Regions from separate parts of the Homo sapiens genome. Here region 1 is linked to region 2. The links are chromatin contacts, found by Hi-C or POLR2A ChIA-PET in ENCODE. All regions are on one chromosome and are shown on one strand. Each heading gives the region's core, a stretch centred on a gene start or an enhancer-like site at or near the end of the contact. The rest is flanking DNA. Distances are from core to core; before and after follow the strand shown.

What was found. Hi-C counts contacts between places; a loop is a spot of excess contacts on that map. ChIA-PET counts read pairs that join two places held with the same protein, here RNA polymerase II (POLR2A). Pooled maps may share reads with other maps.
Region 1: a loop to region 2 is called in a map of Caco-2, with 6 times the contacts of the local background. The contact joins two enhancer-like sites. A Hi-C loop is called at or near these places in 3 of 168 maps with a recorded cell type or tissue (Caco-2, PC-9 and endothelial cell of umbilical vein), 1 of 37 single-sample maps with no recorded cell type and 4 of 50 pooled maps. POLR2A ChIA-PET finds 5 or more read pairs at or near these places in 4 of 52 experiments (GM12878, H1, HepG2 and 1 more).

What each region holds. Positions count from the first base shown.
Region 1 is chr12:45,258,941-45,263,258 of GRCh38, reverse strand. All of the region lies in intron 1 of ANO6 (anoctamin 6), which reads right to left. Among named protein-coding and RNA genes, the nearest start is that of ANO6, 45 kb to the right of the region's middle. Within about 2 kb of position 2,963, at least 4 of the 41 ENCODE cell types and tissues checked have a DNase peak (open chromatin) inside an H3K27ac peak, as active enhancers do; they include PC-9, where a contact is called at or near this core.
Region 2 is chr12:45,190,107-45,194,221 of GRCh38, reverse strand. It overlaps the pseudogene PLEKHA8P1. Among named protein-coding and RNA genes, the nearest start is that of ANO6, 24 kb to the left of the region's middle. Within about 2 kb of position 1,686, at least 3 of the 41 ENCODE cell types and tissues checked have a DNase peak (open chromatin) inside an H3K27ac peak, as active enhancers do; they include PC-9, where a contact is called at or near this core.

The DNA of each region.
Region 1 (4,318 bases), core at 1,714-4,213, 68 kb before region 2:
GCCTGGGTGACAGAGAAAGACTCTGTCTCTCAAGATAAAAAATAGAACATCTTGTACCGGCCCCTGTTAGAATGCGTGCCCCAGTAATTTCACTTCTCAAGAACTTCACAAAATAATGTGAAATATAGACAAATATTTATACCTACAAATCTCTCTCAATATTATTTATAACAGCAAAAAAATCTGATGCATGCTAGATCTGCAACAATCAAGGAATGATTATGCAAATTATACCTCAAGTTAAGTTCCCCTCCTACATGATCCCATAGACCATGTACTTGCCCCTCTACAGGACTCAACCTGCCTACTAATTGGCCATTTCCTCCAACAGGTCCTGAAGGACAAAAGCCATGTTTTGTTCACTACTTTCGCCACAAAGTATAGTTTATAATAAGCACAAACTAAATATCTGTTGAATGTCTTCTGGAAAACACCTTTAAGTAAATTTTATGTGATGGAATGTTATTCAGCCATTAAATGTGGTTTGTGAAGCCTTCTTAAATATAGGGAGTGCTGATGATGAAAAGCTCTGGAAAGCCGGGCGCAGTGGCTCACGCCTGTAATCCCAGCACTCTGGGAGGCCGAGCCGGGCAGATCACCTGAGGTTGGGAGTTTGAGACCACCCTGACCAACATGGAGAAACCCTGTCTCTACTAAAAATACAAAATTAGCCAGGTGTGGTGGCACACACCTGTAATCCCAGCTGCTCGGGAGGCTGAGGCAAGAGAATTGCTTGAAGCCAGGAGGCGGAGATTGCGGTGAGCCAGAGATCGCGCCATTGCACTCCAGCCTGGGCAACAAGAGCGAAACTCCGTCTCAAAAAAGAAAAAAAAAAAAGCTCTGGAAATGGATAGTGGTGGTGATTGCACAACACTGAATATACTTAATGCCACTGAATTGTACACTTAAAAATGGTTAAAATGGTTAATTTTATGTTATGTATACTTTAACCCAATAAAAGAGATAAACAGAGAGTGCTTATGAGGCAAGTTAAGTGAAAAGGCAGGATACCATAGGTCTAAACCATATAAAACTACATTTGCATTTTTTTAAAAGGCGGGAAAGCAGCATACTAAAATATTCATGGTGGTTTATCTTTGAGGGGTAGTGTTGGGGTGATTTTTGTTTTATTTGCAGTTTTCTGTATTTCCCAAAATTTCTACAATGGCTCACATATAATATGTATAATTGGAAAAAGACATCAAGCAGCATGGATAGAAAGGTTTCCTTATCAGCAGGTTAAACGTGGATCAAAATCATTTACCTTGCTATGATCCTTGATGTATTATACTTGTATACTGCATATCATTTGTGCTTGCCTTCACTGTATAGTCCATAAAACATGCCATTTAAGTGAAAACGGTACCTTTTAAAATTGAAATGTATTATTTAGCTTTTGCTCTGCCAGAAAGTATGCCTTTCAGATGTGATGCACCGTAAGTATGCTTTGCTCAGGCTGAGAAGCAGCAACTGATGGTTGTTTTAGACACACAAGTGACCAACTGGATCAAATGCACAGTTGTTCTCAGAGGTGAAAGACTTTCAGAACCTGTGATGAGCCAGTCTGCAACACCTCAAAGAGACTGAGACATCCAAATGGCCTCAATAAACACTAAACTTGATACATTTACAAATAAATTAGAAGCAAGTCCTTTGGAGTTACACAAACTCAGGACTGAAGTAACAGAGCCAGGACTGCCACTTATCATGCATACAACTGTGAGTGTTCCTGGCCTCAGTTGTCCCACAAATAAATGGGGATAAAAATGCTTCCCTCTTGGGTAAACAAGATGATATTTGCAAATCAGAGCTGGAGGAAACCCTGAGCGTGCTAACAGCAGTTGTCCAATCAATATCATTAATTTCCTTCCTTTCCCCTCTTTAGATCAAGTGTCCAATCCAGGATAGCAAGTGAAATACTAAAAACGGCCCTCTACCTAGAACTAATACAGTTAACATCATAGGAGAATGGGAAGATGTTCTGAATCCTTTTCGAGTTTCACTCCTCAGAAGCCCTCATAAAATGCAAACCAATTTTCCTATTCTTTGTTCCTCAATAACTGGAAAATATTCTCTGTGTCCTTCACATGCCTGGAATCCTGATATCACCCTTAGGTTTCTCTTCAAACCTTTCATTCACACCTGGCATGGTGGCTCATGCCTGTAAACGTAACATTTGGGGAGGCCAAGGCTGGGGGATCACTTAAGGCCAGGATTTCAAGACCAGCCTGGGCAACACAGCAAGACCCCCATATCTCTACCAAAAAAACAAAACAAAACAAAACAAACAAACAAACAAAAAAAACAGCCGGTTGCGGTGGCACATGCTTGCAGTCCTCGTTACTCAAGAAGCAGAAGCAAGAGGATTGCTTGAGCCCAACAGTTTGAGGCTGTGGTGAGCCAAGATGGCGCCACTGCACTCCAGCCTGGGTGACAGAGCAAGAAACCCCGTCTCTTAAAAAAAAATAAATAAAAATAAAAATAAAACTAAAAACTCAATACAAATGATAAAATCTTTCATTCCTTTAAACGTATCAGTGGTTCCTCTCAATCCTCTCTTCAAGCTCTCCCTACATTCTGTTAACTGGATGGCCTCTGAATCCCTCTGAGCAGGACTTGTGATAGCATAAGACTAGCACCTAATTCATGCATCCCAGAGAGCTCTGAAAAATGCAACACATTATTATGCTTTGGGAGGTTACTTGATTCTGACTGATGAGGGTGTGCAGTGCCCCTGAAACAAATCCAAGTGTGACCCACAGTGCCCTCCTATTTGCTCCCATAACCTTTGTCCTTTGCTTTGCCTTGCAATTGCCAACATTGTTTAGCAAGCTGATCGAGTCTGAGATTGCATCAGATTCAACACTGCACCAAATCCCTCCCTTCAAAAGAGCAGCCCCTATCTTTGCAAAAGATCTGCCTGCTTCCTTCCTTGATTAGCTCTTACTTGAGTGCCTCACTGGGCAAAGGAGGAAAGAAGCTGACAAAGCAAGGATAATGGAAATCTTCAGCTGTTTAAGGTTACCTTTGTACAGGCTGAACTGTACAAACTGACTTCACTACCTTTGGGCTATAAAACTCAACCTTTTTCTTTCAGTAAACATGTACTGAGCCCAGCGCTAAGTGCTCGGCTTTCAAAAATCAGCCATTTTTTCCTTATGGAAGAAAAGAATTATCAACAATTCTGCCACAGTGCAGTATGTTCTAGAACAAAAGTATATACAAGGTTATTACAGCTGCACAGAGGGCAAAGAAGGACACTGAATCTGCCTGGGCAGGATTCGAGGAGTTGGATAATTCCCACATCTCTTTACTCGCCATGGAGGAATGAATGAGCTGACCTACAGTGCCTGTGGGAGGCTAGTGCTGTTGCAGCCTTTTAACGCAGTCTATTTAATGCCATTGCCACTGAATTGCTTTGGTTGCTGTACATGCTTTCCTGTTCTCCTCACATATTTATCTCTTACTTTATTTTCAGAATAGAACATATGGTGTTTCCATTCTCTCTCCAGTCTTTCAACCCCATCATGTTTCCTGCCCTGGAGAGTTGCTTTGACTATCAGAGAAGGCATACTATAATGGCTTAGTTGGAGCAAATAAAGAGGCAGGAATAAGCCTGTTTGCTGAAAGGAGGTGGAAAAGCGTGTGCAGAGCCATTATCAGAAGTACCCACTGCAACCAGGCCCTCCGTGGCTCCAGCAGGTGAGTACCTGCCCTGTGAATGCCCAGGGGCATCCCTGCCAATTGCAGCTGGAGGTATTTGTCTTCACATCAGTTTCTATCCTCTACATCTCACCTTATCCATTTCTAGGGTGTACTGTTAAAATCGTGGTTCTTAACCTTTTATAGTTCATGAAATCCTCTGAGAGAATCTAGTGAAATCCAATGACTCGCTCCCCTGAAAAATTTTCAAAAGCACATAAATGCAAAATATTACATACAACTTCTAGGGATACACAAACCCCTAAACCCTATACACAGAAACCAGGAAAAAGCATACTGTTTAGTTCAAAATCCTTGAGCTTGTACTATGTGCCAAGCACCATGGGGACACCACCTCAAACTTAATGCTTCACCATTCTGAATGCTGGACTGTCCTCCAACATCCTGCCTTTGTTCCATGTAAAGCTTCTGCCTGTAACACTTGTCCCCATGTTCTCTGCCCAGGAAACATCTATTCTGCAGTTCAAGCATCACCTCTTAAATGAAAATAATGGAAACTTTATGAACCCATCACCCTAATCCACCCCTTCCCCAAGAAGGGCAAATTACTCCCCTCTTCCTGTCCCACCATTTTCTGAAGATACTTGAATCAGAG
Region 2 (4,115 bases), core at 437-2,936:
TCACATGGTTACTTCTTCACAAGGAATCTCTCTGACGTAAATCTGCATCCTTTCCCTCTTCTCTCCTGGCTGCACCTACCTGCACCTCCCTGCTACTCCTATGTCTCATACACAGAAAAAAGGCTTAGGATTTTTACCAAAGGTCTGGAAATTCCAGAAAAGGCTGCTAGCATCATAATATTTTTTCCCCTCTGTTCACTAAGTCAACAATTTAAACCCTGGTCCATCTCCAAATTCTCCCTCTTCTCAAATGCACCTTTGTTCCCTTTTTATTTTGAGAAGGTTTTTTTTTTTTTCTTTTTTTTAGACAGAGTCTTGCTCTGTCGCCAGGCTGTCATGCAGTGATGCGATCTCGGCTCACTGCAACGTCCACCTCCCGGGTTCAAGTGATTCTCCTGCCTCAGCCTCCCGTGTAGCTGCAACTACAGGCACATGCCACCACGCCCAGCTAATTTTTGTATTTTTAGTAGAGACGGGGTTTCACCATGTTGGCCAGGATGATCTCGATCTCTTGACCTCATGATCCACCTGCCTCGGCCTCCCAAAGTGCGGGGATTACAGGCGTGAGCTACCACACTCGACCTTTTTCTTTTTTTTCTATCAGGACCTAGTCCAGACCTCAGAATTCACAGGAAGTTCAGGTGAGGGAAGGCTGTATGGGGCAGAGGTCTTCCTCACCTATGTATTTTACCACCATTGGGGTAAATGTCGGGTGGCCTTGTTTTCCACATAGGTGTAAAGCATCCATGTGGAAAGGCAATCATGGCCCCAGGGAACCACCTTGGGTGGAAGGCAGATTCTGTCTTTCATGGCTACAGCTTCTCACAAAGGGGAGTCCATATACTTATACCCAGGATAGCAAACCTTCAGAGCCTCTTTCTTCCCCATATTCAGGGGCGGAAGAGAGGGCAGGAAGATAACTGACATGGTTTCTAAATGGCCACATTAAACAATATCCACCTTTGTGTATCAGGTTAGAAAAAAAGACTAATGAGTGGTAAGAGAAGAAAGTGGTTAAAAAGAAAGAATGAAGACAGAAAAAAAATTAAATGTCCTCATAGATGTCTCAGACCAAATACAGTATTTACAGGTAATACTTGTACAAACTTTCTAAACCTGGAAATACACACACTCAAACACATGGACACATGTAATATATAATACAAATAAATATCAATTTATTTTATTGGGGTCAGTGGGTCCCGAGAAGCAATATGGAAGGACGATCACTTATAGGTTTCCATTTTTCAAAGGCCAGCAAGCAGTCCAGGGATACCATAGAGACAGCATTTCTGAATCTAAACAGAGAAAAAGGCTATAAAGGGGCCATTGTTCTCACCTGGAACTTTTCATCCTTACCTGTTTTGTTTTTTTTTTTTAATTTAAAAATATCCCTGCAAAAGCATCTACCTTAAAACGGAATCAGCCAGTATCTTCATTATCAAACAGTTGTTAAAAACAATACACCTCTAAAAGTAGTAACTGTTTATAGAATGATAACGGGGAGGGAGGATACACTAGAGAGAAGAACCCTGCCCCCATCAGCATTTCCTCAAGCCCACTCTAACCAAACCATTTATAATTAACTCCTCATCCTGATAGGAGAACTAGTTCTGCTTATCCCCTCGCTGAAGAACAGTGACTTATCTTGCTGAGGATCAGTGACTCATCTATTGTTTTGGTAGTTAAGATGAAAGTGTAAAGGGCATTTCAAATCAGCTAGAGTAAGAACATGATAGCCATGCTGGTGGCTTCTCCTTTTATCTCTTCTGTGATATAAATACTACCCAAGGCTAAAGGGTGAATATTTGTTAATCTGGTCACTTAACAATGAGTCTTTAAAAAAAGTTGTTGAATTGTTTTTCCATAGGGATCCAAAAGGTCTAGTTATACATAAATAGGAGGAAAAAATGAGAGGAGATGCTTTTAAACAGTGTAGGCCCTCTAAGAAGCAAGGAATGGGAAGAATGTTCCCTGCTGTAGGGTTATGTATTTTACAGATTTGCTAAGCACTGAGTATACCCTCATATTATGTGCTAAGCAAATCTGTAAAATGAGAGAAAACATTCCAACTCAGCTTCCTCTTTTCAATTCTCTCCTCATACTTGTCTTAAAGTCTGCTCTAGAAAAAGAGTATCGGCCGGGCACGGTGGCTCACACCTGTAATCCCAGCACTTTGGGAGGCCAAGGTGGGTAGATCACCTGAGGTCAGGAGTTTGAGACCAGCCTGACCAACATGGTGAAACCCCGTCTCTACTAAAAATACAAAAACTAGCTGGGCATGGTGGCGGGCGCCTGTAATCCCAGTTACTCAGGAGGCTGAGGCAGAAGAATTGCTTGAACCCGGGAAGTGGAGGTTGCAGTGAGCCAAGATCACGCCATTGCACTCCAGTCTGGGTGACAAGATCAAGAGTGAAACTATGTCTCAAAAAAAAAAAAGAAAAGAAAAAGAAAAAAGAGTATCTACCTAGGTTGAAAATTAGAAGATCTCCAAATATGAACCTAGTAAGGGTAAACTTAGCTTAAGTCTTTACTATGCTACTTAGAAGCTGTGTCAACTTGGGCAAATTGCTTAACTTTTGTATGTCAATTTCCTTCTTTTGTGTGGGAAGAAGATACCTGATGGGGATAAAAATAGCTCACCCATTGTATATCAATGTTCTCCTCATGCAACAAATATTTACTTACTCTTACTGTGGGCTGTTCACTTGGGACATAGTGGTGAACAAGACACAGAACTCATCCTCAAGAAGCTTACAGTCTGATGAAAACTTTTATTTGAGTGCCTTACTACGTATGAGTCATGCATTTGCTAAGGACTTTCACATATGTGGCATCAATTAATCCTCACAATAGGAGTGTTATCACTCAGGATTTCTGGGCACTTACAACTTCCACTCTGATTGGCCTGTGGCTGAGTAGTTGTTCTTTCAATAAATATTTATTGAGGGCATACTATGTGCTGGGCACTGTGCTAGACATTGGAGATTTACTGGAGAATCTTGTTGGTGGATCAGCTGTATTCATTGGGCACCTCTCGTGTGAGGTTCTGGTTTTCTCATTTAGTCTTCAACATCGTGGATGTGTGGTAGAAATTATCCCCAGTTTACAGAAGAGGAAACTGAGATTCTGAGGGGTTAAACACAAAGGGCACATAGCAAGGATATTTTCAAGGTTATAGTCTGAACTGCTGTAATAAAGAGACTGCGAAATATAGTGGTTTCATTCATTAATGTTTATATTTCTGTCCCTCTTAACAGGCCACTGTGAGCATGCATTTCAGGTTGTTGGCGCAGCTCTGCTCCATGATGTCGATCTGAAACCCAGATTTTCCTTCTCTTGCCACTGTCATCTCCTGCATGGCCAAAGCTAGGTCACCATCATAGTCATGTTTCAGCCTATGGGAAGGGGGAAAGACAATATTCAAGGCAAGTAGCTTTGTCTCAAAGTAGATGCCCCCAAATTGTGGAAATCCTTTCAAATTACATCCTGCTAACCTGAACTTAGCTGCATGGCCCCATCTAGCTGCAAGCGAGGCTGGGAAATGTAGCTTATGGCTGAGTAGTGCTGTGCCCAGCTGAAACTTAGGAGATTCTACTAATTAGTAAACATAAGGTCACAATGAACACTAAAACAGTTAGTCTCTGGCATAGCTAGTAAGTGGTGAAGCAGGAATTTAAACTCAGATTTGCTTGAATCCAATGCCATGTCACTACCTCTTAGACAAAAGAGCTAGAGAACTCTGGTTCTGTTATCTGTCTGTCTGCAATGTAAAATAATGAATAAAAAAATTTCATTGGCATAGTTTAGGAACAAACAGTTGGAATTGTATGTCAAGTTCCCAAAAATGTGGGGGTGTTAAAATTTTTTTTTCTTATAGATGCCAATGTTTTCTCCACTTTTCTTGAAAACATCTTAAACTTCTAGCAGCCTGGCCTTGTGACTGATATGAACTACTTACGTAAAAGTTATATAAGCTAGAGAAAAAAATATAGCCACTTAAAGAAAGAGGGAGAGAGAGAGAAAGAAAAAGAAAGAAAGAAAGAGAGAGAGAGAAAGAAAGAAAGAAAAGAAAAGAAAAGAGAAAGAAAAAGGAAAGGAGGGAGGGAGAGAAG